2 separate regions of the Homo sapiens genome follow, and region 2 is linked to region 1. Evidence: chromatin loops called from intact Hi-C (ENCODE). Cell type or tissue: thyroid gland. All regions are shown on one strand. Each heading gives the region's core, and the rest is flanking DNA. Links, peaks and the distances in the headings are about the cores only. Region 1 has its middle 170 kb from the start of MBOAT1. Region 2 has its middle 43 kb from the start of ID4.

Region 1 (15,716 bases), core at 4,422-9,421:
TTTTGCTCATCCGTTAAATGAAGAAAATAAACACTAATTATGAAGTCATTGTGACCTGTCAGGAACTAAACGTTTAAAGCTCTTGACAAAATTTCTGGTACCTACACTCAAAAACAGTAATAAATGGCAATTCAATTTCAACCCCATGGTCATTCTGAGTAAGATTTTAAGTTAGTAGAAGGCAGATGAGATGTGAACAATAACCTCTTTGTAGAATGAAAACCTAATGTCATGGTTTATAAATAACTCTCCCAGCTATGGATACTGTTATCTCTGTCCCCTCCAGGCAAGCCTTGTTTAATCCACCACAGTGGTTTCCTACGAATGTATATATATATATAAAAAGAACAATGATAAAGAACATACACAATAATGTGGGGAGGCATGCAAATCAAAAAGGCATTAACTGATAGGGAAAAGGGAGCAAGGAACTAGGTTGAAATTATGTGGAAGGGCCTCTAGATAAATACGACAGTGAAAAGACAACTAATTGAAGAATGAGAGAGTTTTCTTAACCAGTGCTAGCTGAGTAAAAATATAATTATCTTTGATTCATGAAGATTGCTACAATATGACTCATTTACCAAAACAGTTACTAGCAGAATTACACTTGTTACTGTGAGAAGACCACGTGGGAGCGAGGGCTGTAGTAAATACCAAATGTGTTTGGTATTTCACAATGGCACCTGGAAGGAGAGTTCTGTTTCCTGCTCAGCGGTTCTCTGTGATGCTGCTGCTCTCAGCGGGCCATTTGTGATCAGCAGGAGCACAGAGACCTTCCTGTGAGATGGGAAATGCTAATGTAAGTGCTCCTAACCAGGTTCTGGGAGAATCTCAACTTTCCTAGCCTGAACACACACCATCTAGATCCCAAACTTCTTCTTTTCTACCGGTGAAGCCAGAGCTCCAAGGCCACTGTGCCCTTAATTTTTAATCATATTGAGTTGATGTCTCTTTTGCCAAAGACTGCACACACACGGAGAAATTAGAAGACATTCATGACTGTTTATTAGTTGTCTGATGGCTCTAAAAAGGGGAAACTTACCTTTTTCCAATCAAATATTTTCTCTCTACCTCGACTGTGGTAGGCTTGGGTGTTCATCCCATAGAACAGAGCTGCTTAAAGGTTGAAATCTTCAACAATTATGGGAAGCTGACTGCTGCGATGATGCACTAAAATGGGTGGAAGACAGTGGGCAGGGCACCCTCAGAGGTAGAGGGACCTCACAGGTGTTCTGGCCCAAACATCCTAAGGCCAGATGTGGCTCTAGGGAGTACGTGTATGTAAGTGATAAGGACAGCCATGTGTTCTATAAAAACAGAATGAGGCCGGGAGCAGTGGCTCACGCCTGTAATCCCAGCACTTTGGGAGGCCGAGGTGGGCGGATCATGAGGTCAGGAGATCGAGACCATCCTGGCTAACACTGTGAAACCCAATCTCTACTAAAAATACAAAAAATTAGCCGGGCGTGGTGGTGGGCGCCTGTAGTTCCAGCTACGCAGGAGGCTGAGGCAGGAGAATGGTGTGAACCCAGGAGGTGGAGCTTGCAGTGAGCCAAGATCGCACCACTGCACTCTAGCCTGGGTGACAGAGCGAGACTACCTCTCAAAAAAACAAAAAACAAACAAACAAACAAAAAAAACAGAATGAAAGGCACAGGAAGAGATAAGATGCATTTCTCACACAGCGGAAGAGCTCTGCAGGGAGAAATGTACAGAAAAAGGCAGCAGCAAACGGTCCTGCAAGCACAAGAGTAATGAAAATAAATACAGCTTACAAGCCTAATGAAGATCATTTCAGAGCAGGTTGAGACCCTAACTGATACAAATGAGGATCATTAGCTTCCCTGGGCTCTCCTGTTCAGTGTAGGACAAGAACCGTGCAAATAGAAGGAGATGACCAGGGCTATAATGGTAAAATTATAACCCCACGCCAGACCTGGGTCTTTTAATAAGAAGAGCCATGTTCATCTCCAGTCTCAAAGCCACTTGAGGGCCTGAAGACCATCAATATAGATGGCGCTTAGCTGTTCTCATCCGAGGATAACAAATGTTTTCAGAACCACCCACTTCTCTTCCCCCGCAATACGCATAAAGAAGATTCCAGATATGATTCTCTCTCAGGCTGAGATCAACCACACTGTTTATGATTATGAGGTGCCTACTACATGCTAGGCCTTGCACTAAGTACTTTGCTTGCATTATTTCATTTCATCCCATCCACAGGCCTGGGAGGTAGGTATTATCAATACTCCCATTTTAATGATAAGGATAACTAAGGTTCAGAGAGATTGGGTAACTTGCCCAAGGTCAAAAAGTAAGTGACAAGTCAGAGATTAAAATAGAAAGCCAGCTTTGATAGGTTGTTTTTAGGATCAACTGTTGTGGAGAGGTGACAAAAATGAAAATGAGCAGGCATGTCACAGCAAACACGAAAGGAAGAATTATTCATGAAGAGAAAGGACCTGTTCCAGGGCCCAGAGACAGAAAAGAACTTGGGAGGTGTGAGGACCTTCTAAGTGTCTATTGCTGACTAATTATCAGCCCCCACGATGTGACTTAAGATATCAGGGGCCTTGATTCTCCTTCATGTGGCCTCTCCACATGGCTGCTTGTGCTTCCTCCAGCATGGAGGCTGTGTTCCCATGGGGATGTGATGGAAGCTACTAGTCTTTTTAATGGCAAAGCACGGAACTGGCACAGTGGTACCTCCACCATATTCTTTTGGTCGACTCGGTCACAAGCCCTGCCCTAATTCAGTGGGAGGAATGACAAAGAGTTAAACAAAACAAAACAAAACAAAACAAAACCACTGTGGTGGAATCACAGTTGACTAAGGATGAAGGAGCAAGAAATGGAAGGGTTGTGGAACAAGGTGATGGGAGAGAGATTTTGCAAGCCTTTCTTGGCCATGTGAAGGACTTTGGATTTCATGCTAAGTGCAGACGAAACCTTTACTCCTTTTCCACCCTTGCTCTTATCTCAACTGTGGTAGAAGACTAATACAACTAAGGACTGGAGGGATTTCATCTTAAGTCCACAGAGCAAATCTACATGCACATAAGATGCATCTAATTCAGGCATTTAATGATTGTAAGGTATTAGTAAACTATCATCTTCAAATATAAGCTCCCCCAAAATACCATCTGTTGCTGAGGGACACACATAACATACCAGATTTCCAAGCTTCAGGAACAATGCCAATATACCTCCCCAGGTGTCGTGCCAGGTACTGCCACACCATGTTCATATGCAGAATGACTGCTGCTTGGTTTCTTGCCTACCCATCACCCTCACATACTTTATACCCTTGAACTCAAAAAAGCCCACAGCCCTTCAGTTTGTTAATTATCAGCCAGTCTGTCTGTATATAAACACTGCTTTGAGGTCAGGGAATTTTGCTGTGCCCGTGCAACTGAATCACTGGGTCCAATCTTCATGGTTAGAGAACTGGGTTTCTTGGTGCTAGTTAGAGTCATTCGGTGAGGAAGAAGTGAAGAGGAATAGCTTCCCTCTATTGCTAAAGCCAGAACTTCTCTGTACAACAAAGAATGTAAACGTTATAATACACTGGAGAGTGGGGTGATGCTACTCAACATATTAAATACCTTCTGTGCTGAGGTATCAAGACAAATCGGACAGACTCCAAATTCTTGAGTTGCTAAGAATAGAGAGAGGAATTATCCATAAATATGTTTTTTTCAATACAATGTAGTAAGTATAGTGATACAGGCATTCAAAGGGTACAATGAGATCCCAGAATTGGGGGCTCTAGCTGAGTTTTTGGGAGTGGTGAAGCAGGATAGGTTTCATAAAGGAGGCAATTTGGGACCAGAATTTAGGAGGAGTGGCAGTTAATAAAAGTATTTCAGGCAGACAAGAAATTGAAGAAGAAGAAAAAAGGCTCATTTATGTGAGGCAGCTAGGTAAGTGTCCGTTTTGAGGAGGAGGGTTGCATAAGAGGGCAACATTATTGGAATATAACTTTTTTTAAAACGAATCCTGCCTCAGGTTTATTTGTACAAATAGCACAGGAGGACACCAGCCCCATGCAGACGGCAGCCCAGGGGGTCACCCCAGTCCTTCTGTCCTCATATTGGCAGACAGAGATCTCTACCCTGAAGCCTTTGTAGGGGCCTGGGCACCTTTGGGAGCCTGAGTTGGAACTGAAGCTGGAGCTGCAGCCTGGGCCTTGATTTGGACCTGGGCCTTGGTTTGGTCCTGGGCCTTGGCCTTTGGCTGGCACAGCCTGAGCCCTTTGGCAATGCAGGCACAAGCACACGTCCAAAATTTGGGGTAGGCAATGTAGGCAAGTCAATTGAGCTCACAGCTGACACCCTTTGGGATCTTGGGCTTAACCTCTTTGGGCTTTACGAGGGCCTCGATAGCCTTGGCACATGTACTCACGGCCTTGGCACTGTCGGCCTGCATCTTCTTTAGGCCCTTCTTCTTGTGCTTCTTGGTAAAGCACATGTTCCCCAGGAACTTGGGGTCCACCCCCTTAAGAGATTTGTATCTTTGTGATAGGGGTTTCTTGATGACATTTCTGTGCCATTTTCGGGACTGGTTGTGTGTGGTGTGGTTCTTGGACTTGGCCATGTCTGCACCTTAAGCCACAGCTCCTGAAGCACCTAGAACCAGAAGTTGAATATAACTTTAACACAAGTTGTGAGAAGGGACAGAAAGGAAAAGATAAACAGTGGGCAGATCACAGAGGGCTGTGTATACTATATTAAATAACTTCGTATTTATGCTGTAACTATCAATGATTTTAAAGGAGAATGACTTGATCAGATTTTTGTTTTAGATAAATTATTCTGGTAGAAATATAAAGACAGATAATATTGAGCCAAGACTGAAAGGAAGAGAGACCTGTAGGAGGTACTGACTCAATAGTGCAGGTTTGTTATATAGGTAAACTCATGCCATGGGAATTTGTTGTACAGATTATTTCATCACCCAGGTACTAAGCTTAGTGCCCAATAGTTATCTTTTCTGCTCCTCTCCCTCCTCCCACCCTCCACCCTCAGGTAAGCCCCCGTGTCTGTTGTTCCTCTTTTTGTATCCATGTGTTCTCCTCATTTAGCTCCTACTTTTAAGTGAGACCATGCAGTATTTGGTTTTCTCTTCCTGCATTAGTTTGCTAAGGATAATGGCCTCCAGCTCCAACCATGTCCCTGCAAAGGACATGGACTCATTCTTTTCTATTGCTGCATAGTATTTCTTGGTGTATATGTACCACATTTTCTTTATCCAGTCTACCATTGATAGGCATTTAGGTTGATTCCATGTCTTTGCTGTTGTGAATAGTGCTGCAATGAACACGCATGTGCATGTGTCTTTATGATAGAATAATTTCCATTCCTTTGGGTATATACCCAGTAATGGGATTGCTAGGTCAACTGGTAGTTCTGTTTTTAGCTCTTTGAGAAATTACCATACTGATTTCCACAATGGTTGAACTAATGTGCACTCCCATCAACAGTGTATAACCATCTACTTTTCTCAGCAACCTTGCCAGCCTCTGTTATTTTTTGACTTTTTAATAATAGTCATTCTTACTGGTGTGAGAGACCTGTCTTATTAATAAGATAAGGAAATCTAATAGAAAAAGGGAACAATTTGTGACACAAGATATAGAATGATATGAGGGGTTGGAATCAAGGGGTGGTCTTTAAAACTTGGAAGAGGAACCTTATCCTCTGAGACTGGTGAAGGAAGAGTTCAGACCTCCCTATGATAGGATGTGAGGAGCAGGAAGGAAGTGCATATCTGGCAGTATTCCATTCCTCCCTTTTTCTGAGCCCAGGGTGAAAGTATAAATAGATACTCACATGTCTATATCCAAATATTTAAAATTTATCAGTCAAGCAAAAAGTAGTTAAAATATGTTAGATATGTATGTTCAATAGAAAATGCCTATCTTGACAGATATACCTTCTTTAAAATTTGGGAAGCCAACTTTATTTCGAGTTTTGGACTCCTCGGAGTTCTATGCTAGAATATAGAGACCTAAGAGAGCCACCCCAGCCCATGATCCAATTCTCTTGTCTTCCTACTTCTGGCCCCACAATATACCACGAGAGACCTACAAGGACACATGTAGACACCCAAGCCTGCAAGCCCAGACTCAGGCCACATCCCCCTGGAAATAGCCACTCCTTGGCCACCCCTTGAGCTTAGAGATGCATCCACAGTGGGTTCAGCCATCCTTGGGGGAAAAGATTCTGGAAGAAGTTCATGGAGGACCTATAAACAGGCTCATGGCAATCTGTGCAAGGAATTCTGAGGTTCTGGGTACTCATAGCATAATGTAGAAAAGGAAATGTGGTTCTGGGTGGACATGTCCCCCTTAGATTCACACACCCCTTGCCCTGTATGAAGGAGCTCAGCTATGAGGCCAGAATGATGCTCTCTGAAGATCAGGGCACAGGGCAGAAGCTCCTCTTGCCCAGGCCTAGGGGTGGTACAGTCCAGTAGCCTCTATGTTCTTGACGGAACCCAAAAACAAAAAAACAAAAAAAAAAGAAAGAAAGAAAGCTAAAGTTATTAGCCAACACTGAAGTTGGTTGGGGATCCATCCAGAGGAACCAATGCTACCTCTCAGGTTTTGTTCTTTTAACTCCCGGGAAACAGTATCCAAGTAGTTTGTCAGGAGAATTTGTTTTTTCTCTTGAAGTAGAAGCACTCACCAGTCAAGCAAGCATGGATTAGAATCCCTGAGGTACTACAGCTTACAGGCATTTGCTTGGTAGATTCTTTTTCCTACTCACTGCCAATTTGAGTGGACTCATAAAGTTTGCTTTGTGCCACAAGCATGAACTGGAAGGGCAAAAAAAAAGACATCACCACAAAACTCACTTCAAAGCCAGAGAGCTCTTGAAACTGATTTCATCTCAGGAGTCCCCAGCAGTGCTGAAAGCAGGTCACCTTCAGAAAGAGATCTGTCCACCATGAAGGCTGCAGAGCTTTCATGAAGAGCAGGTCTTCTCCCCTGACATAAAGGTAAATCTAGGTGTAAATGGCATCACTGGCCAACAGAAACCGGGGCCCACAGAAAGAGGAATGTCCAGAGGGCATTTTTTAAAATCTTAATATTAATTTTCTTTCCAAGGAAATGAAATATTTCAAAAAGGATAAGGATGACATGAATTAAATAACAGAGCAATGACAAGACACAAGTTATAACATTTTAAAAAATATTTTTATGCATGTGTAAAATGTTCATAATGTTACTTTAGGGGTACTTTAACTTCTCTTCCTGTGTATTATACCTGAACAATGATGGAATGATGTTTTTTTAAAAAAATATTAGGATTCTAAAGACCTTTTCTACCATTAATTTTCTATAATGGTGCTGAAATCTTATTATCTGCATTTTATTGCTATGAAAACTAAAATATAGAGCAGTTAAGTGACTATCCAGTGAACAAGTGGCAGAATTGGAAATAGCACCCAATATTTTATCCTACCTATTAAATCATATATCTTGCTAACCTAGAGGTGCCTCTTTTCACACTAATCTACTTTTGATTCATAGCTATGGAAGTCCTGAATGCTGACCTATTAGAAATCTGTAATTAGTCAGCACCTAACTATATATTAGATTCTGTTAAGTAATGTCATTACAAGAACAAGGGGGATGAAACTGGAAACTTTTCGAAGAAATAAAACTATTCCTAAATCTTTGAAGATAGGTTAACTTATGACATGTCATCCCATGCACCATGTATCAATAAAAAAAAAAGTTCTAGTTTAGAAATGGTAAGAAAAATGTTCACGAAGTATTTAGATAAATTCATGCACAATGCACTCCTAATATATGCCCTAATATTAATTATCTCTGTTGTTTAAATCCTCCTGCAGTAATCTGCCCTCTCTCTCAGCGATTATTATTGTCTACTTTGTACCTAGATCTATGTATGCAGATTTTACTTTCCCCACTAAATTCTAAAGGTGGTGATTGGGTCCCATACATTTTCTGTGTCCTCTGCAGTGGATAACAATGCCTCAGTCATGGTAGTAATAAGTTGTTGCTGAATGAAAACAATGCATATATTGGATTATATCACTAGGCTTTTCAGATTGATGTCCAAGACAACCAGATCTAGTCATTAGGTCTGTACCTAGGACCCCTGTCAAGGACAGAGCTCTGGGTGAGATGAATTGCAGGTCTAAACCAACAGCAATTCTCATGCTCTAAATTCACAAACTAAATGAAGGATTGTACACTCTAGAAAGGCTGCTATTCAGATTTTAAAAAAATAAAACAAAGTAGATACAAATCCCTCTTTTAGTGTTCACTCTGACTGCAGGGAAGGATATACAGGTATTTCTTATCAGGCCAGAAAGACTGCCTAGCTAAGAAATAAACATCTTAAGTTAAAGATTTTTATTTCCACTATGTGGGCAACCCTTGCATAGTGAACTTGCACTCAGAGAAAATCTGTTTATTGTGCCGTAAAAAGGAAAGTCCCCAATAATTAGGAAGCATCATGTGTGCTCGAAGAAATGAAGTCAATAACAGTATTCCAATGTGTGTTGTATCTAAACTAAACTATAAAAGTAGCTTTTTACCATTGCATGCAAATGATGGCTGGAAAATAGCCCACTTTACATAATTGCACAGCTGTGGGCAGTCTGGCTTCCAAAATTCAGGATGCATCGTGATAACATGTGTAGGACCCAGAAAGGGGTTAATTTTGAAAACAGTCACTTTCATATACTCAGATGGAGACAGAGCACCATTATTGATGTTTAATCGATCAATAGGCATTTCTTCCTATGATATGAAGTTTACATTACCCTCCATCTGGAGTGAGTGAAGGAATAAGAAGGAAATCTGTTAAATGCAAAATTACTTCTTATTCGCTTTGCCCATGTCATTTCAGTTCAGCTTACTACATGTTAATCTTTTCTATGACTTAAATAAAGCAATAGAAAGTGATTGCACTTTAACCCTTTTGTGGATTTCTCAAACGCTTTAATCTAAACGCAACAATTTAGACCATGATTTAGGATAAGCTATCATATCTCTGTCTCACAACATGATCAAGTAATTGGCCAGTTACTTCGTAGGTTCCATTTCTTCACCAGTTCTATAAAATCCTACGGTCCCAGATTTCTCAAACCCCTTCTTTCTGCAGCAACTCTGCTCCCCGTTTCAGTTTCTAAGTCTAGAAAGCAATGTGGTAGAATGCAACGAGTATGAATTTAGCTACAAATAGACCACATTTAAAATTTCAGTTCCACGGAACTGCCTATACGAGACCCTAAACAATATGTTAACCTCTCTAAGACTCCATTTCTGTATCTGTAAGATGGTTACACTAGAGCCTGGCTCATAAATGAAATAACATATATGAAGTGCCTGGTACATAAAGGTCACTTAATTCATACACATAGCCTTTCCTCACCCTCAAATGGGATCATTTGTTTTTTTCTGCATTTAGAATCATGTTTTGTGAATGGTGGTGTTTGTTTCATTTCCTAGACTCTGGCTTATTAATTCACATAGTCAAAGCATAGTGTAGAAGGTGCAGATTTGTATCTTCTATTTCAGAAAAGACAAATTAGTAAAAATTTTTTGAAATGGTGAACCAGGCTGGCCATGGTGGCTCATGCTTGTTGTAATCCCAGAACTTTGGGAGGCTGAAGTAGGAGGATTGCTTGAGGCCGGGAGTTTGGTATGAGCCAGAGCAACATAGAGAGACCTCTGTTACTACAAATTTTTTTTAATTAGCAATGGTGGCATTTGCCTGTATCCTAGCTATTCAGGAGGCTGTGGTGGGAGGATCACCTGAGCTCAGGGGACTGAGGCTGCGATGAGCCATGTTTGTGCCACTGCACTCCAGCCTGGGCAACAGAATGAAACCCTGTTTCAAAAAAAAAAGCCAACCAAGCAAGTGTGTTTAGCTGGTGACCTAATGACCAGGGAGTAAGATTGTTTAGTGCTTTGGTAAGTTATTTTTATTTTGTTATGTATTATAAGTTCGATTATTACCATTACTGGGGTGGAAGTGAGGGGGTTGTCAGGACAAGTGCATATCCTCCTGAATGGATAAATAAGGCAGAGGAAGGCATGTGACCTAAATGTGTGTGCTACAGACCATGTGTACTATTCTCCATCATGTATCTCCTAAATTTTCTTAGTAAAGAAAGACGTGAACAGGAAGCCCCCTCCTTAACAAGGTCTCACTGTGCCCCTACGATTTCCCCATTCATGCCTACAATGTTAAAGTCTTCCAAAGGAAGAGTCTTCAGACCTTCTGTACATGTAGTGACAATCATCTGCTGTGTACAGAAAACCTCCAGGTAGGAGAGAGAGAGCTGCTGCCATTGTGTTTAAATTCCTAAGATCAACACTCGGCATTTTAAGGTAATAAATAGCAATAGTTCTCATTGTAGCAATTTCTTTTTTATTCATATTTTTAATTGACAAATCATAATTGTATCCATTTGTAAGGTACAGTGTGATATTTTGATATATGTATACAATGTGTAAAGATTAAATCAAGCGAATTAACACATCCATCGCTTCACTTATTCTTTCTGGTGCGATATTTGAAATTTACTCATTGCTATTTTGAAATACACAATTTCTATCTAGTTCAGGGCCACATGGGCAACCATTAGAATGCGGTATAAAATCAGTAGGTACTAATGAATAATGAATGAAGGCTCACTCCCAAACCAGGCGATCTAATGGAAAGTTTAACATAATTTCACAATCCAAACCATTGTTCACCCACTTGTTCTGCTTCTTGCTCTCTGTATATCCTACCTTCATGTGTGCAGGCTGCTCAGCCACTAAGAAACCTATTACCTGGAACAAGTTCAACCTGCTGCTTTCGTCTGACCTAGACTTTGCAATGCAATAAGAAATCCTTCTGTATTAAGAATGTAGAATATGGATTATAAGTGTTAGGTAATTCTTTGGTCCTTAGGGTCACACAAGGTTGTCCACTGAGCATGCTCATGACACAACATCAAACCTGTCAAAGTGGAGCAGCATGGATTTCATTTGTGATGGGACCTCCTGAAACGTGCAAAGACCAGACAGAATGTAGCCAATCAATGACCATTCACCAGCACAGAGAGTACAAAAAATACCACATTTCCTTATTTTTGCTTTCTTTTTTTTTCTTTTTCTTTTTTTTTTTTTTTTCTGAGACAAAGTCTCACTCTGTCACCCAGGCTGGAGTGCAGTGGCGTGATCTCAGCTCACTGCAACCTCTGTCTCCTGGGTTCAAGTGATTCTCCTGCCTCAGCCTCCCAAATAGCTGGGATCACAGGTGCGTACTATGCCTGGCTAATTTTTATATCTTTAGTAGAGACGGGGTTTTGCCATATTGGCCAGGCTGGTCTCGAACTCCTGACCTCAAGTGATCCACCCACCTCGGCCCCCCAAAATGCTGAGATTACAGGCGTGAGCCACCATACCCAGCCTCATTTTTCTCTAAATCAACTTAAGTCCAATTCTAAGCCCCACTCCCCTGAGAAGTAGAAAAGTCAAACTCAGTCATTACTAGAGCTCTCCAAGCATAGGTCACATAAAAAGTCCCTGGGTCTGAAGCAGGACGAGACATTGTGGAGGCCCCACTGGTTATGAGACATCCGGAGATACAGAAAACCACCAGGGTCTCCATGGTCCTGGCCATCTGGGATAGGGCAACTCATCTGCTTCTGTTCCATTTGTGGGGTTCAGAAAATCCTCAGCAAAACTGGAAGTGCCCTGCCTCTGAGGTGCATCAAACAGGTGTCCCATTTGAGTCATGCTGCTCCCTTGGGTGGCTGCCACTAGAGGGGACATGCCCCCCACTACTGATGAAATTCATCAACCTCCAACCTTCTCCCAGTCCAGGTGAATGACCTCTCCCCTCCCTGCTCAACGCTCTCAAAAGCATTCTGGGCTCTCTTCTCCTTCTCTGGTGAAATCTAATCTAGTCTGAGCTTAGGCTTTTTCAAAAATCAGGAAGACCTTCTGCTTTTGAGGCAAGAGAAGGCAAAGCCTGGATTTCTGTTAGAAATGGGAAGGATAGAAGTGACTCCAAGAAGGAAGCAAGACCAAAATCTTAGGAAATTATCCCATCCCATTGGTGTCATAAAAAAAGCAGATGAGTTGCCCTTGAGTTCCTGGCCTGGGAACTGGGTAGGACCAACTCTCCCAGACAGAGAAGTTCTGGGAGCCACAGTCAGGATGCACCACCCCCAGGCACACTGGCTATGTGTGAGAACCAAGAAATTATCATGGGTGTTTCAGGGCAGCACCCCCATGTGCCTTCCCACCCATCCCTCAAGGGATTCTGGGCAGAGGTTCCCATGGGCTTGGAGTAGCAGTAAGTTAAATGAAATAGGGAAGATGAACTGAAAGAATCACAAGACCAAAAGCATGGCAGGAATCTGCAAACACAAGACCAGCCTACCTTTGAGCCTAAAATCCAGCTGGATATTTGTGGAGAGGTCACCTTATTCATGGCCAAAGGGCTGACCAGATCCACGCCAGCAGGGAGTGCTGAAGAGGAAGAGAGAAGCTTCTCCGCAGGACAGCATCAGCACCTACAGCTGGTTTGAAAGGGCCCTGAGGACCAAGCAGATAAGAGAGGTCATGGTTAGGTAGGGGCTATTGAGAGTCATGACGTGGACACACAGCCTTGACATGGACACACAGCCTTGCAATGGACACACAGCAGACAAACAGCAAGGGAATCACAGGGCACCAGAGCAAGAGGACAGGCAAGGCAAATGTGCCCAATGCTTGGAGACTCTGCCAGGGAACTGGGGCCTCCATATACAGGGATCCCACTGCTAGGAATTCTGGAAAAAGGCCCCTCTAGACATGGACTTCAACTGTGCCCTGTCTGGCTGGTATTGCTGAGAAAACTTCAGTTACACTTTCAAGCACAAGCAAAAATCTCTTCACATTATAAGAAAAAAGATCATCCTTTTAAGCAATGAGGTCTCATGTTCTGGTCCCCAGGTAATTTGACTGAGATTGAACTTAGCAAATGTTTACGGAGACAGAAAACAATGATTAACAAATTCATTAATTCAATTAGGGCACAGGGTAGCTCCTCCAAAAATGTTTGTTGTTGCTGCTGCTGATGACGATAATTAAAATCTTGTTTATAGATAGGTTGTGATGTATAATCATTTCATAACTAAGTCCTTATGCCTTGATGAGAACTATCATTGTGTGTAAATATTGACTAAGGCTGAGCTTCACACATGCCATTGAAATTCCAGTTTATAATCTCCTGCTAACCAACAGTAATGAACTAAACTGAGACCTCAGATCCAACAAACAACCTGCTGGCATTGATGGTTGGAGGTGCACACGTGATCCTAAATCAACATATCTTATAATCGTTTTTTGTATTTTGCAGACCATCTGGGCTTAACTGATAGAAAGAAATTCTTCATGAGAATTCTGAAATTTCTTCATCATTCAGTGACTTCTAGGATTTCTAATGGTGAAGATCTTCTCTATGATTCAGGCCCCCACAGAGCACCAGGAGGTTGGGGGACCAACAGCTTCTGGATTCAATGGGCCTCTGATACTGTCAATGTGACCCAGTGCACTTTTGCTAGAAGAGTGGTGCTTTTTCATTAGGAAGCCATCTTGTCCTGAGAATGACTAAAAAAAATTAATTTTCTAAATGTCAGCCCAAACCGGCAAGAATAAATGTGCTGAGTTTGGTGCCAGTGGCAAGAATCTACTTTTTTAAAAATTATCAGCAGTAAGTTAAAGATTGAATGGCAGGCCGGGTGCAGTGGCTCACGCCTGTAATCCCAGCACTTTGGGAGGCTGAGGTGGGTGGATCACCTGAGGCCAGGAGTTCAAGACCAGTCTGGTCAATATGGTGAAACCCCGTCTCTACTAAAAATACCAAAAAAAAGTTAGCCAGGCATGGTGGTGGGCACCTGTAATCCCAGCTACTCAGGAGGCTGAGGCAGGAGAATTGCTTGAACCCGGGAGGCGGAGGTTGCTGTGAGCCAAGATCATGCCATTGCATTGCAGCCGGGGCAACAAGAGTAAAACTCCGCCTCAGGAAAAAAAAAGATTGAATGGCAGTAGAAACTGGACTTTCCTAGACACTCCCTCTGCCCATCCCAACCCTCCAAAATACACACCTCCATACACAAACACACACACACACACACACCACACATCCATGCCACAACACACCCCACCACACCCACAAATGTCACACGTACTTTACTTAATAATTTACCAGATGGAAATTTAAATTATGAGATACTGTCTGTAAGTAAATTAGAGTAAGTCGGTAACTTAAACATATTCACTAAAACCCAAATCCAAACTCGCATTTTGCCACAAGTTACCCTTTACTACCATTTACTCCAAACCATCAGCTGAGGTGTTGGCATCAACAGGACTACCAGAAAAGGGAAGCAACATTTCCTCTGCACAGAGCTTGGGGGCTGGGAGGGACCCTCTTTTACAGGCATGAGTGAAATTAATGTGAAAGAGGCAAGAAATCTTACTGTGCATTCCTGTACATAGTACATTATCTCCTCTCATCTGGAAGCATCTATTGAAGGGCAGGCTACTGTAGAAGGCATTAGGATTATCAAGACAAATTTAAAGAGAAATAGTGTGTTTGAATTTAGCTGTCAGCATTCAAAGCTGGGAAAGACAATAGTTTGATAGATTTTGTAGATGGAGAGAGAGAGAGAGAGAGAGAGAAAGAAAATCTTCTAAATTCTTTTCCTGTATCAGGAAACAAGCCTGAGGGCTCAGGTCTCAGACTTTCTTCTATAATGTAGATAAGATTCCCATTCTGCTTATGACAGGCCATTATGCTTGTTGCCCTAAAGTGGAAAGAGGATATGCCAAAGAGGAAGACGTACAGATAGAAAATTCTGAACCTTTAAGAAAAGTCTAGAGGCTGCCCCCAGAAGGAGATTGTGGGAAGAGGAGATGAGAAAGGCCAAGAAAGCAAGGTCCAATATCAAGGTTCTCCCGGTCCACTCTGGGGTGGAGCAGCTTTTAAAATATCCAGTAAGGGCTGGGCGTGGTGACTTATGTCTGTAATCCCAGCACTTTCGGAGGCTGAGGTGAGCAGATCACCTGAGGTCAGGAGTTCGAGACCAGCCTGGCAACCATGGTGAAACCCCTTCTCTACTAAAAATACAAAAATTAGCCAAGTGTGGTGTCACACACCTGTAATCCCAGCTACTCAGGAGGCTGAAGCAGAAGAATCGCTTGAACCCAGGAGGCGGAGGTTGCAATGAGCCAAGATCATGCCACTGCACCCCAGCCTGGGTGACAGAGCAAGACTCTGCCTAAAAAAAAAAAAAAAAAAAAAAAAATCCAGCAAGGTATACGAGAACCCGCTGGTGGCACCTTCCTGGGGTATAGCAGGGTGTAGTGGCAAGCCTTCCCCGTGGCCCAGGACACAGGCACAGCCTCATCAGAGGAGTGACCTGGTGAGTCTTCTGACATTCCTGTCCCAGTAGCGTGCATGGGGACTCAGGTAACCACATGCCTCACTGTGATGATGCATAAAGAACCCACACAGGCTGGGTTAGAATGAGGATGCTCTCAGGTGGGGGCTTTAAGAAAAGGGACAAATGGTCCAAAGCCAGATGGAACCAGCATTTCTCCATGATCACCAGACCAGGAAGCAGGAAAGGCCAACCACTCTGTCTCAGAAGACAGTGAGGACATAAATGGCCTCACTGCTAAGAGA
Region 2 (15,716 bases), core at 5,218-10,217, 170 kb before region 1:
TATTTTTTGTAAAGATGGGGTTTCACCATGTTGGCCAGGCTGGTCTCGAACTCCTGACCCCAGGTGATCCGCCCGCCTCGGCCTCCCAAAGTGTTGGGATTACAGGAGTGAGCCACCGTGCCCAGCCACCATAGTACATTTTTTAAAACCATGAAATTAACATTACTAAAAAATTATTAACCAAATGCCAGACTTTATTTGGATTTCCCCAATTTTTGTAGCAATGTCCTTTTTCTGTTCTAGGATCCCTTTTGGGGATACCACATTGCATTTAGTTGCCATGTCATCTTAGTCTCCTCTGGTCTGTGACTGCCTCAGACTTGCTTTGTTTTTCATGACCTTGGCAGTTTTGAAGAGTACTGGTCAGGTATTTTGCAGAATGACCCTCAATTTGGGTTTGTCTGATATTTTTCTCAACAGTTAATTGCTCAGTTAATTTTCTATTCATTTTCACTCATTTGTAGACTAGGATTGTGAGTCTTAGAAAGAGTATCGTAGAGTGAGATGTCCTTCTCATTACATCATATAAGAGGGGACATGATATTAACATGACTTATTGCTGGTGATATAAATCTTGATCATTTATTAAAGATTGTGCCTGCCAAGTTTCTCCACTATAAAGTTGCTATCTTTTTGTTTCTCATGCTCTATTTTTTGGAAGCAAATCCATCCCATACTTCTCCAGGGGGAGAGGAATTATGTAACCCTCACTGGAGGAGAAAGTATCAACCTACAGTATTTGGAATTCTTCTGCAAAAAAGATTAGTCTCTTCTTCCCTAGTTATTTATCTGTTCAATCATTTATTGTCAACAGTGTGGACTTGTGGATACTGATTTTATTCTTTGGGCTATAATCCAATACTATCATTATTCATTTTGTTGCCATTTATATATTTAGCCTGCATATTTTTTTTCAGAAATTAAAGTCTAAAATGTTCTCATCAGTCATATTAGGTAGAAATTATTTTATTTATCTTAAATGTATATCTTCCCAGCTTCCTCCGTTGTCCCATAGTTCTGGGATTGTGAGATTTGCTCCAGGGCTGCCACACTGCAGAACTCCAGGGGGTGCTGATCACAATGTCAATGATGCATGGTGCCCCCTGCTGTTGTGCAACATGGAAAGACAGGCCAACTCTGTTTCGCATGATTTTATACAATTTCACCAGATACCCTCCTTTCAACTTTCATTGTTTCAGATTAAGAAGAGTCCCACTTTTTCTTTACCACAACACTATCAGACATAAGCTCTATTCATAGAGACATACATTCTCAATCCTGAAAATTCAGATTTCAGCCTTTATTTGCCACATAGATCAACTTTAGTCTTGCTACTGGGACCCTGATGTGTGGGTGTCTTCTTCTAGAATGTTGCTTAAACAAAGTTGCAGTTAGCAGGTCTTTATCCATCAGTTATTGAAGGAGCTGTTGCTGGTGACTGGAGTGGAGTAGAGGGTGGTGGAGGGAGGAATGGTGAGGAGGGGTCAGCTATCAACAGATGGCAGTCTGTAAGACTGGCTTTTACGTTGTAATAGGCAGTGTGTGCAAATGGAAGTTGATATGTTATTGCTTGAATTATTCTTCTCTGTTCTCCAAGTTTGCTATATTTTTCTTGAACTGTGCAGAACTATACACAGGACACATAGAAATACCTAATGGTTTTGAGGACATTTCTACTTTCTCCTCAACCATCTTCTTTATGTGCTCCAAAATGTATGCATAGGAAGCTGTCTGATCTGTGGGATTTTTTTGTTTGTTTGTTTGTTTTGTTTTTCATTTTTTGTTTTTGAGACAGGGTCTAGCTCTGTTGCTCCGGCAGCCGGATCACAGCTCACTGCAGCCTTAAACTCCTGCGCTCAAGCAATCCTCTCACCTCAGCCTTGATCTGCTGTTTTGAAGGAATAATCTACAGTTACCCTCAGATCCATCTCTTGTGCCAAGGCCTATCTTAGGTGCCATCACCCCCAAGAGGCCTCTTGAGACCTCTCTTTCAGCTTAGGGCCCCCTTGGGGTGTTGGGGCCCCCTTGAGCTCCCTGACACACTGTCATAGCATGTGCTTTCCTGCTGATCTTCCCCGCTGGACTGTGAGATCTGGGGGGCAGGGACCTCAGTACCTTGTACGATGACTGGAACACACTGGGTAGTTTTACATATAAATGAAGAGCCAATGGTTCATAGTCCATCAAGATTTACCCACAGTGAAATTCATCCACTACATTGTCCCCATATGCTCAGCTGATAAAAACAACCTTACAGTTTCTAGGCATTTACTACTCATAAGAACTCAATATTATGTGGCTATGTGGTAATTTTCCTGTCCATTTTCTCTTACAGGTAATTTTAAACCATGTTATATAATTATAAACCAAGCAGAAGTCTGGGGGCTTCTACAACCAATAATTCATACGGTGATGTATCAGCTTAACTTAATCTTTTGTTTGCTGCTCTGAATAATGATTATTAGTAAATAATTCCATAGTAAAATCATTCTTATTTTAGAAGACATCTGTTCCCCTTTAATAGGTCAGCCCTCCCCAAAGAGGAAAGGATTGGCTATAAGAGCCCTCTGCTATCTTCCCTTCCCATCAGCCTTCACCCTTCAAATGAGAAGTAGGCAATTCGATTTAAAGTAAAAAAGAAAGGTTCCTGTTTAAAAGTATGTGTGTGATTAAAAAATATATATAGATGCATATCTATTTTATTTTTTAATATAAAGAATTAAAAAATTTAAAAGTGTGTGTGTGATTAAAAAATACACATATGCATATATTTTATATTTTAGAGTGGTTTAAATTTAACAACAAACTTGAGTAGACAGTATAGAGATTTCCTATATACTCTCTGCCCCCACATGCCCAGCCTCCACCACTATCAATATACCACCAAAATGGTACATATATGAATCTACATTGACACATGCTTATCAGCCAGATGCCATAGTTTACATTAGGGTTTGCTCTTGGTGCTGTACATTCTGTGGGTTCAGACAAATGTATAATGACAAGTACCCACCATTTATATGGTTTGGATATTCTGTTCCCTCCAAATCTCACGATGAAATGTGGCCACCAGTGTTGGAGGTGGGCCTAGTGGGAGGTGTTTCAATCATGGGAGTGGATCCCTCATGAATTGCTTGGTGCTGTCCTCATGGTAATGAGTGAGTTCTCATTCTATGAGTTCGTGCAAGATCTGGTTATTTAAAACAGCTTTCCTGCCCCTGCGCTTGCCATGTGATATGCTGGCTCCACTCACCTTCTGCCATGATTGGAAGCTTCCTGAGGCTCCCCCAGGAGCAAATGCCAGCATCATGTGTCCTGTACAGCCTGCAGAACCGGGAGCCAAAATATTCCTCTTTTCTTTATAAATTACCCAGTCTCAGATATTCCATTATAGCAATGCAAACTGACTAATACAGATGGTGCTCTACATCTGTGGGTCTAGACAAATGTATAATGACATGTATCCACCATTATGGTATCGTACAGAGTCTCTTCACTGCCCGAAAAGTCCTTTGTGCTCTGCTCATTCATCCCTTCCTCCTCACTAATCCCTGGCAACTGCTGATCGTTTTACTATAGAGAAAAACGAAAAATTCATTTTTCTTAGTGCTGAATTCATTGTCTGGATATACCACAAAAGAAAACTTTCTGATAAAGCATGACACACTTATAGTGAAGTACACAAACCATTAGAGCACAACTGGATACATTTTCATAAAATGGACACTCCTGTGTAGCCAGCACCCATATCTAGAAGCAAATCATTTCAGTACCACAGAAGTCCCCTGCTGCCCTGTTCTAGTCAATGCTCCCAAAGGTTAACCAGTGCCCTGTCCTCTAACATCATAGATTAGTTTTCCCTGCATAAAGACAGTTCAGAAGTGGACTTTGGAAACATTTCTTTTCATGAGAAACCTAGAAGACAACCAGCAATTTCCTCCTGGAATCTGACGTAAGTCTAAATTAAAGAGAAAACCTGGGAGATAGAATAGTATTTCTTCTTTATTTTCAGAAAGGACATTTACTAGTTCCCTCCTAGAGGTGAAGGATGCATTTAAAGTGCTTGTTTCCTCTCTATATGGTCAAGCTTGCACAATACCAAAATGGTCTGTCCACAAGTGGCAAGTCTAAGCATATCATTTATTTGACATTGCCTCGGCCAGAGAGTAGTTGTTTCTTTGAATGCAACATTTTAAATAAAACACAGTCAGATGGAATGTGGATTGTGTAGCTATTCTGTGAATTAGTTTGCTCTCAGGATTCAAGACATATTTAACCTGTGTTAACAGCAGACCTACCTGGGAACATTGCAGATCTCTATCCTCAAACCCATACTACTTGGGGGCTGCAATATTAGCCAATGTCCTTAAGGCAAAAAAAAAGGGGGGGAAGGTTTTAACAGTGGACCATAAAATGTTGAAATACACACTCACACACACACACATGCATGCATATTCACAAACAAAACACATATATAGACAAAAATAACCCATAAACTTTCAAGATAGAATGGGAAAAAAGCAACAGATACTTCTTTTTCTTTATTATCATAGAGAGTTATTATTCATGCAACAGAAGAAAAACCAGATAGCCTCTCCTATCGCAAGCATGAGAACTTCCGCAGCTCAAAATGATCAGCTAGAAAACCCTCACGTATCACGGGTCCCTGGACAATCACTGTTATAAGAGGGTGGGCTGCATTTTTAAAGAGTCACGTGATATTTTGAAGGATGTAAGGTGACTTACCATGAAGGGTCAGCTGACATTCTCTGCATAAAATTCAGGTTGAGGTTTGATTTATTGGAGAGTCAACACACTTGTCTTTTGGCTGTTGTCAGCAAGCACAGACAGAGGCCACCAAGAGTCCCCCAGGAAGCCCTGAGCATCTATATCATTAGCCCAGGAAGGAGTAAGCACAGCCCAACCTCTCCTTAAGAAGCAGCAAAGAGCAGGAATTAAATGGGAGAAGATCAAATACTTAACACACTCTATTATATAACACAGCTCCCTAAAATAGGAAACGAAAACATTTAGCGAATAATAACAGCTATGACAGCAGCTTTTATTAAGTAGTTATTATATGACAGTTATTATATTAAGTGTTTATAAACATCCTGTAATTTAATCCCTACAACAATTCTACGAGCTAGGTGTTATTTATTACTATCATTATCTTTTTATAGGTAAAGGAAAGGAACTTGCCCAAGATCGCACACCTTGGAAGTTGCAGTGCCTGCTTTGTCTGTCCTCTTAGATACTATGCAAGTCACAGGCCAATAAATGCATTATGTTATTATGGCAGTGGGAATGCTGGATGATTGAAAGACTTGTTCAAGACAAAGAAGACACCCATGGCAGAGCTAAAATAAGAATAATTTGCTCTTTAATAGTAAAGTAATTCTTTGTCTTAACCATCTGATCCTAATGAAAAATGACTGATGATTTAATGCAGACTAAAAACCAAAACTTGAATTGATTCGTTGACATGGACAAAACTAGAATTGCCTGCAAATATTCCCACAGCAGTGATAAGAGCCACCCTTACGAAAGAAATGAAATATGCATGAAGGCTGCAGGTGGCAACCCCGCTCTCCCCACAGAGTATACCTTTCCTCCGTGGGCCTTGCTTACTCCACTTCCCTTCCCCCTGAGACCCAGAGGTCTCACATTCTTTTCCCTTCCTTCCCATTAACCCTTGGACTTGAAGAAATAAAACAATTCATCATAGAAAACATAAAGTAGCGATTATTATCCCAAGTACAACCAAGAGGATACTATTCATTGCAAACTGAGGATTCAAAATTGCTTTGAACTTGGTTAATCTTTTGGTGTTTGTCTGATAATAATACAAATCTAAGAAGACTTTTTTGCATAATTTTGTTCATGTGTTTTCAAAATATGTTAATGCACCCAACACTCATATTTGAATTTCTAAGTACTCACACCAGTCTCCAATAAAAGGAACCAGGGCTCCTTGGTGAAATAGCTGATTCTAGAGCTGGGTCAAGGAAAATACAAGATGAGCTTAGAGCATGATCTAGTGCCAAAAATAAGGAAGTGCTACCAAAAAAATGGTGGAGTATGTCATAGGAGCCAACCGGAAAGAGCTCCTAATTGCCAAAGCTGGAACAATTTGAGTAACAAAAGAAATAATATTGTATTGGATTACAATCCAAAGCATAAAATAAATATACATAATGTCATATTGATATAAATAATGATCTAATAAATAAATAAATAGGGGAAAAGAGACAAATCATCTCTATAGAAATTGCCAAATAATATATGCTGATACACCCCCTTCTAAAAGTAGTAGGCTAGTTTTAGTAACTTGCTTTCAAAGAATAGATATTGGGAAATGGGAAGATAGTAACTTTTCAATACAGAAACCTGGCAAATACTACCTTACCCAATTGATCAAGTTTAACTTCACCAGTGATAAGACATGTTGATATCATGTACTTCCTGATCTTAAAAGCCACTTCACTCTGTGATATTCTTTCCTTTTTTTTTTTTTTTTTTTTTTTTTTGTGAGATGGAGTCTTTTGTGACCTGTGACCTCTGCTTCCCAGGTTCAAGCAATTCTCCTGCCTCGGCCTCCCGAGTAGCTGGGACTACAGGCACACGCCACCATGCCCAGGTAATTTTTGTATTTTTAGTAGAGACGGGGTTTCACCATTTTGGCCAGGATGGTCTCAATCTTTTGACTTCGTGATCTGCCCACCTTGGCCTCCCAAAGTGCTGGGATTACAGGAATGAGCCACCGCGCCCAGCCTGTGATATTCTTTCCAAAAACTCACAGATCTGATTGAATCATGAGAAAAACATCGAACAAACCCAAATTGGTGCACATTCTACAAATATACATGACAAGTCAATATCGTGAAAACAAAGGATGGCTAAGAAACTCACAGGCCAGAGAAAACATGATGCCTAACTGCAACGTGGCATCCCAAAACTGGTGAAATCCAAATAAAGCTGAGAGTTTAACTCATGGCAATGGAACAACTTAGTTTTGACAAGTGTACTATGGTTATATAAGAAGTTAAAATTAGGAGAAATTGAAACTAGATGATATTAATAATTTAGTGAAAACTAAATGGACAAAACAATTAACATAGATAGGATAAATAAAACAGATGAGAAACATGAGGGGTGCCAGTTTGGTTCAAACCAAGGACTTGTTCCAGGTATTAACGATGTGTCCCAGAAGCAAAATCTGTTCTGTTTTGAATACATAGGGAAACCTTGGTCACTTGGGATAGTCATGAAATTTTAAGAGGAACACTTAACAAATGTGTTAAAATTGTTAATCAGTTAAGGGCAACGTACAGACCTCTAGAATTTTTTTCTCAGTTAGGCAAGGAGATGAGCAAGGTCTGAGAAAACATATTGTCTCATATTGATGCTCATTGACAAAGAAAATTTCCCACTCACCTTACTGAGTCAGTGAAAACTTCAAGTGTTTTTGAATGAAAGCTTCAATCTGTGGCTTGTATGCATGACTGAAAATGACTTTGCAAATTAGCATCTTTTGCCTATTCTTACAAGGCAGTCTCACTTCAGTACTCCACCTGTAAGTCAAAGCAAACATGGAAATTCTAACCTGGAGCTGTAGGGTATACACCCCCAGGGAGGTGAGTTGGATTCTTTCCATGGTCTGAACCAGCTGGTTATGTACTCATCTGTCAGATTTGCTGAAAATGTGTTCAACCTTGTTAAGAAACCCTTGAAAGACCTGAGGAAAGACCTTCATAAGTATTTTCCTAGTCCAATGAGAGAAAGATAAACAACACGTTCCCCAGCAGTTCACAGTCATGACCAAGTAATTTGATACCTTCCATACAAAAATAGACACTGAAGATCACTTTGAATAGCTTCTTGAAACAAAAGTCTCCTGGAAATATTTGACCAGTGTATAAAACATTCAAAATTTATGGCTGCCAACATTTTTGTGTACCATTCTAACATTTTAAATTTCCTACATAGGTAAAATCTATGAAGAATTCATATTGCTAGAATGCCTTGCAACTAGGGTGTACCTGATTGACTTGGCTTCAGCCAACTATAACACCCATGAGAGGCTTGATTCAGAAGTAACCATCATGAAGAAGTGGCTGGGCAGGCGTATGGACCTTCTGTCAAGCACGAGGGCAAAAAATGTTGTTCTTTCTGGAACAATAGTGTTCAGTGCTAACAGTCATGGTTGCCCATCAGCAGTGCTCATGTTTCTCAAGGGATACCTTAGTGTAATTGGGCATTACAACTGTGCAGCCTCAAAATCTGGCTTTCTTATCCTAATGAACTTTGTGAGTTACTCAAAACCCTCAAATAGATTTCTTGGCTGCTTGAGGTAGCCGCATTGAATTCTGTTGTTTGCAACTAAGAACCCCCATCCACACAATTAGTAGTAATTAAACATTTTTCTTCTTTCTAATTATATACATGGGAGTTGAAATGTGCTTAACATAAAAGTAAAGCCTAGAGTTATCTTACTCACTAAGAATCTCATTTTCACCTTCAACTAGTCATATGAAATCAAATATCCTTTATTGCTGCCAAAGAGAAACAAGTTTACTCGATGATTAACTTAATTTTGGTACATATTTTTGCAGATCAATTTGATTATAACTTACATTTCATTTATATTCATGTTTGAAATTAATTGTTCAATGAACAACATTATTTTGTTTTCATGGAATTTATTTTGATGAACAGTGAATCATCATAGGAAAAATAATGAGTATAATAGCATATGCGGTATATGACATGGACAAAAATTGGGAAGGTAACACACAAAGGACAAAAGTAGAGAAAAGAGTTCATAAATATTCCTAAATGAATCAGAGAAAAGTTTACAAAGATGAGAGCACGAGGCAACTATTGAGTCAAGGGTTTGCAGGATAGGCAAGGAAGAACGAGAGAATTCCAGGCAGAGACCAGAAGTGAGGAAACAAGAGGACTGGAATGGCATGGTGTGCTGAGGAAAACTCTGACAGTGCAAAATGACTGGAGAGTGAGGTATTAGACAGAAGTAAAGTCTGTTGAATAAGCGTAAAGATGCAGGCATGGGTCCTGAACATAAAGAGCCTCATATATCTTGCGTAAGATTTTAGAGTTTATGGAGGATTGGGAGCAACTGAAGAATTTTAAGTGCTGGAACACATCATTAGATTCACTTTTTAAAAACACAACATTTAAAAAGAGACCCTTTCCAGGAATATTTGAATTTTACTAGAGACCAAGCCCTGTATAAAAAAGATAGTGCTCTGATGGTAGAATCTCAGGCATCATTCAGAAATGAGAAGACTACTCCCAGATGGTAACATTGTACCTTGCATTAGGTTTACCTGTAAGACTGGCTTTGTTGGAAATGAAAACTAGATGTTAGCTTAATGTGATCCTGAAGTGGCTTGAAACAATAGATACAATCTCCAGAAAAGTAGACCACATCAGGAGAACAGTGGCCAAGCTGCCAATATTGAAAATGCTACCTGCCTGTGGAAATGAGTGGTAAGTCTATAGCAGGGGCCGTGGGTTACTTGGTTCTCTCTCTCAGTTCCTTCACAGTTCCCTAGTGTGATCTGAGGACAACCCATGTCTCACAAGGAGATTTCTCAAAATGTAAAGCAAAGCCCCCTCTTCTTTTTCACATCTCAAAGTCAATGCCATATCTTGGTTCTAAATATTAACTTGGAGGTAATCATGTTTTCTAAGTGATGTAGTCTTTCAAGATTGAAAAGCAAACTATCCATTTCATCTCCAGTTTTATTCAAATCTTTATGATTCTTCATTAAATACAGTTGGTATCACAATACTTTCACTTTTGTGTGGGCAAGGACCTGAGTATGGCCAGAAGAAGCCAGGCTGTGTGGCAATCTTAGCAGGAGACTGAGATCCCGCTGGAGCGCTTCTGCATCCTATCTGTGCCAGTGATGCTTCTTCCTGGGGGCCTTGTGGCCGTGGTTTCTGAGGTCTACTTTTGCTTTCTATGGTCACTCTGGACGATATTTGCAGGATTTCTTCAACATAACACTTTTCTTGCTCCAGCTGTTTTAATCCCAAACTGAATGGAGCTGCTAGGTTTATCAAGACATTTTGGGCTGTTTGAGAAAGATAAATAGGCAATTCTGTCTGTCTGTCTGACTGTATTTGTGTTTCTCTGAGTCTCTCCTGTGTCTTCAACCACCGGCTGAACAGTGAAATATTCCATTAATCGATTGTTTTATCGATATGGTGCCAAGCAGCCAATGAGACAAAATCTTTTCCACAAAATCAACACTCTGTATCTGTTTATATACAGATACAGAGGTAGATATACACAGTCCCTGACTTAGGATAGTTCAACTTATGATTTTTTAACTTTACAGTCGTTTTATTGGGATAGTAAATGCATTTTTTAACTTACGATATGTTTGACTTATGATAGGTCTATTGGGATGTAAACCCATTGTAAGCTGGGGAGCATCTGTAGATGTCAATGTAGACATACATATGGATAAATAGAGACATATGGGAGGGATTGAGTGAATTAATCAGCTTTAGCACTGCCGTGATCTCTTACTAACCCCAAAAGCGTCATATCTTTATGACCTAGGATTTCCACTCTGCCTTTGTCTAACATAAACTCTTGAAAGAAATTCAAGTGACTGAGTAATTTGCTTTCCTACTCATTTATTCTTTCCCATTAAATTTAAAATTGTCATATTAAATGTCTATATCAATCTGCATTTGGAAGCTTCAAAGCCAGGTGTTCCATCCTTTTTGTTTAGTTTCTGGGGGCCTAAACTATTTAACTAAGATCCTGAATGTTTACAAAGCACCAAGGAGAAGAGCGCAACTAAGGGGAGAAGCCAGCTCCACACACAACTGCCACAAGATAACCATATATAGTTATGTCTCTTCTGTCATGTCTTTAGTTAATTTTCACTAATCAGATATATATTATAGGCTTGGGTGCTATTTTGCTTAGCCGAGGACAGAATCACTGATCTTTGATCTACTCATCTAACTTTGGTTTAATTTTATAGTTTTCAGGGTGGTGATATCCCCTCGGTCTTAATTATCCACAAACCTCAACAACCGGGGTCAGTCCTCTGGCCCAGCTCCGTTTCCCCATTGTCTATCTTGTGATTGGACTGTATTACGGTCCTATTTGATTATCTCTGCCAATGTTGTCCTTTATTGGAATAACTGAACTGACTACATGTCTTTACAGACACAGGAGTATATTAAAAGCCAACTGGACTAACAATAAATACAATGTAAAGTAACATAATTATAAGGCTTTAGGGGAAATCAGTGTAAGTTTTAACCCCAAATAATAAAAATAACCCCATAATATCGTATTATGAATCTGCCAGAAATAAAAAAGATAAACTATTTTGCTTAATTTGAATTCAAATACATCATATAAAAATTAAATATATTGAGTCATTGTTAATAATTATTTTAAAATTGAAAGAGACTGGTAAGACAATAAAAAGACAATCCACAGACTGAAAAACAAAAATTATTTAAAAATTTTCCACTACTTTAATTCCCCTTAGAAATTAAATAATATAAATTACCATTATTTAAAAAAATTACGCTTGCCTATTTTTTTTGAAAGTAAACAACACTGAAAATTATAATAAAGAAATCAACAAAAGACCTCAAATTCAACCACCCAGAAATAGTTGACTAGTTCGTGCCGTTCCTTCCAGACACCTCTCTTGCATGTAACACACAAATGGATACCTAATAAACAAAAGTAACTTTATAACAATTGAAGCATAATATACTTGTTACTCATTTATTACATTTTTCTACTTTAAGGAAGCTGTTTATCCTCTTGTTGAATCATCTTTGTTAGCCCTTCCTATCAAGAATTCTCTCTCTATTGCCTTCATTATTATTTTTTTTCTCCTCGATATTCAGTTAATTCTGAAGTCTTTTCTTTAAGACAGTTCTAGGTGCACCTATTCTGTTACTTGCTGATAATTATTTATTTTATTTTATTTTATTTATTATTATTATTTTTGAGACGGAGTCTCGCTCTGTCGCCCAGGCTGGAGTGCAGTGGCGCTATCTTGGCTCACTGCAAGCTCCGCCTCCCGGGTTCATGCCATTCTCCTGCCTCAGCCTCCCGAGTAGCTGGGACTACAGGCGCCCACCACGCCCGGCTAATTTTTTGTGTTTTTAGTAGAGACGGGGTTTCACCGTGTTAACCAGGATGGTCTCGATCTCCTGACCTCGTGATCTGCCCACCTCAGCCTCCCAAAGTGTTGGGATTACAGGCGTGAGCCACTGCGCCTGGCCGATAATTGTTTATTACATCAAGTAATGTAGGTGTTCTGTTTCTCAATATATTCCCTACGTATTCAAGTTCCCTTTTAATCTTTTGTAGTGTTGTTGCCATTTCATCTGCTTGGTCTTCTGTTTTGCTGAAGTGCTTAAACAGCACAAAACACTTTTCACAGAGAATTCTTCAATTCTTTTGGTTAAGTTTTTGTAAATTTGGGTTTTAAGTGTTATCTTGTGGCTTTAATTTGTATCTTCCCAATGACTAATGCTGTTGAGCATCACTTCCTGTGCTTATTTGCCATCCATGTATCTTCTCTGGTGAAGTGTCTGTTTAAATCTATTGCCCATTTTTTCAAATAGTTGTTTTCTTATCATTGAGTTTATTCTGGATACAAGTCCTTTACGAGATATTTGCTTTGCAAATATTTTCTCTCAGTCTGTGGATTGTCTTTTTATTCTCTTACCAGTCTCTTTCAAAGGCCAGAACTTTTTCATTGTGATGAAGTTCAATTTGTCAATTTGTTCTTTTATTGATTGTATTTTGGTATCATATCTAAGAAAACTTTCTCAATCCCAGGTCACAAAGGTTTTCTCCTATTTTATGTTGTAGAACTTTTATAGTTTTATGTTTTACACTTAAGTCTATAATCCATTTTAGGTTAATCTGTGTATATGGTGAAAGTATGAAGTTTTTTGTTTTTATTTTGTTTTGCATGTGTTCTAGTACCAGTTTTTCCAACACCATGTGTTGAAAAACTATCCTTTTTCCACTGAATTGCCTTTGTGCTTTTGTGAAAAATCAGCTGGTCATATGTATATATGTCTGTTTTGGTTTCATTGATTTGTGCGCCTATAATTATGCCAATATCACAGTCTTGATTACTATAGCTTTATAATAATCTCAAAATTGGATTGTGCTATTCTTCTAAATTTGTTATTCTTTATTAAAGATGTTTTGGATATTCGTGGTTCTTTTTTTTTTTTTTTTTTGAGACAGAGTCTCTCTCTGTCACCCAGGCTGGAGTGCAGTGGCGGGATCTCAGCTCACTGCAAGCTCTGCTTCCCGTGTTCACGCCATTCTCCTGCCTCAGCCTCCCGAGTAGCTGGGACTACAGGTGGCCGCCACCACGCCCGGCTAATTTTTTTTGTCGATTTTTTAGAAGAGACGTGGTTTCACCGTGTTAGCCAGGATGGTCTCGATCTCCTGACCTCGTGATCTGCCCATCTCGGCCTCCCAAAGTGTTGGGATTACAGGTGTGAGCCACCACAACCGGCCTATTCGTGGTTCTTTATATTTACATATTAATCTTACAATCAGTTGTCAATTTATCCAAAAAAAAATTGAAGGTAATTTTCCTTGGAATTGCAGTGAATCTATAGATCAATTTGTGGAGAGTATACATCTTAACACTGTTGAGTCTTTGGACTCTATATAGTTAAGTCTTCTTTAATTTCTCTAAACACTGTTTTGTAGCTTTCAGTGTACAGATAGATATTTTCCATGTTTTGCCATATTTATCCCTAAGTATTTAATTTTTTTGGATGTTATTTAAATTGATGTCATTCATTTTAAATTTCATTTTCAGATTGCTCATTGCTATCATATGCAATTAATTTTTGTATATTGATTTTGGATCCCACAATCTTGTTAAACCCACGTATTAATTCTAGTAACATTTTGTAGGTTCCATTGTAAGAAGAAAACCCTAAGTATTTTCTACTTAAACAGTGATACCATCTGTGAATAAAAATAGTTTTACTTTTTCCTTCTCAATACGGATGGTTATATTTCTTTTCTATTGCCTTGTATATAGTAAGAAAAAGTATTACATTTTACAATGTTGAATAGAGGTGGTGAAACAGACATCCTTACCCTTATCCTGATTTTGAAAACATTAAGTCTTTCACCATTAAATATAATGTTATCTGTACGTTTTTTTGTAGATGTCCTTCCTCAGGATGAAAAAGCTATCTTTTATTCCTAGTTTGCTGAGAGTTTTTATCAGGAATGGACATTAGATTTTGTCAAATGTTTTTTGGTGTCTACTGAGGCAACACTATTTCAGTTTCTCAAAATGGTAAATGACAATATTTGAATGTTAAACTTATCTTGTATTCCTGGGATTAAACACAACTTGATCACGATTCTATTTATACATTGTCGGGTTCAATTTGCTAAAACTTTACTTAGGATTTTTTTGCACTTATGTCTATCAGAGACAGTGGTCTGCAGTTTTCTTTTCTTGTGTGTCTGATTTTGGTATTAGGGTAATGCTGTCTTGTAGACTGCATTGGAGAGTAGTCCCCTCTCTTCAATTTTCCGGAAGCACTTGAATAGAATTGATGTTATTTCTTAAATGTCTGGTAAATTTACCAGTAAAGTCACCTGGAGAATGAATCTTTTGGGGAGATGGTTTTTAACTAAACATTTATTTAACAGATTTTTGGCTAGTCAAGTTACCTACTTTTATTTCTTGAATGAGTTTTGGTAGTTTTTATCTTTCAAGGAATTTGTCCAGTTTATCTAAGTTGTCAAGTTTATTGTCATAAAGTAGTTTATCTTTATAATATATGTAGATTCTGTATTTATATAATTCTTTCATTCATACTACTCATTCACACTATTGATCATTTGTGTCATTTCTCTTTTTTTCTGATCGACCTGGCTAGAACTTTCTCAATTTCATTTATCCATTCAAAGAAACAGCTTCAGGGTTCCTTAATTTTTCTATATTGTTTTTTTCTGTTTTCTACTTTTATCTTCTTTAAGATGGAGTCTCACTCTATTGCCCAGGCTGGAGTGCAGTGGTGCAACGTCAGCTCACTGCAACCTTGACTTCTCAGGTTCAAGTGATTCTCATACATCAGCCTCTTGAGTAGCTGTGACTACAGGTCCCACCACAGTAGCCACCACAGCCGGCTAATTTTTGTATTTGTAGTAGAGACGGGGCTTCTCATGTTGGCCAGGCTGGTCTTGAACTTCCGAACTCAAGTGATCCACCCGCCTAGGCCTCCCAAAGTGCTGGGATTACAGGCATGAGCCACCGCGCCTGGCCTGTTTTCTGCTTCTTTATTTCTGCTTTGATTTTTATTATTTCCTTTCTTCTATTTGCTTCGAGTTTAATGTGCTCTTTTTCTAGTTTTTTTTAAAGATGAAGCTGGAGTCATTCATTTGAGACGTTTCTTTTTTTCTAACATGGCACTTAGTGCTATAAATTTTCTTTTAAGCACTGCTTTAGTGCATCCCACAAATTTCAATGCATTATATATTAATTTCATTCAGTGCAAAATACTTTCTACTTTCCCTTTAGATTTGCCCTTTGACCCATTATATTACTTAGAGGTACACTATTTAATTTCCAATATTTATGGATTTTCTAGAGATATTTCTACTAATGATTTCTAATTAAATTCCATTGTCATTACGAAAT

Evidence for each region. A loop is a pair of places that touch in the nucleus more often than their neighbours do. Peaks named below come from ENCODE experiments on the same cell type or tissue, not always from the same donor. Only the 100,000 strongest peaks of a DNase experiment are listed, where the experiment ranks them.
Region 2: it touches region 1 in a loop (2.9-fold over the local background); 7 of 110 quality-filtered maps call a loop at or near these places.

What each region holds. Positions count from the first base shown.
Region 1 is chr6:20,038,342-20,054,057 of GRCh38, forward strand. It overlaps the pseudogene RPL29P17. Among named protein-coding and RNA genes, the nearest start is that of MBOAT1, 170 kb to the right of the region's middle. In thyroid gland, for the core only: no CTCF peak of the experiment used is centred there; a DNase peak (open chromatin) is centred at 6,800; H3K27ac peaks cover 4,074 bases.
Region 2 is chr6:19,872,140-19,887,855 of GRCh38, forward strand. No RefSeq gene overlaps it. Among named protein-coding and RNA genes, the nearest start is that of ID4, 43 kb to the left of the region's middle. In thyroid gland, for the core only: no CTCF peak of the experiment used is centred there; DNase peaks (open chromatin) are centred at 7,652 and 8,132; H3K27ac peaks cover 1,737 bases.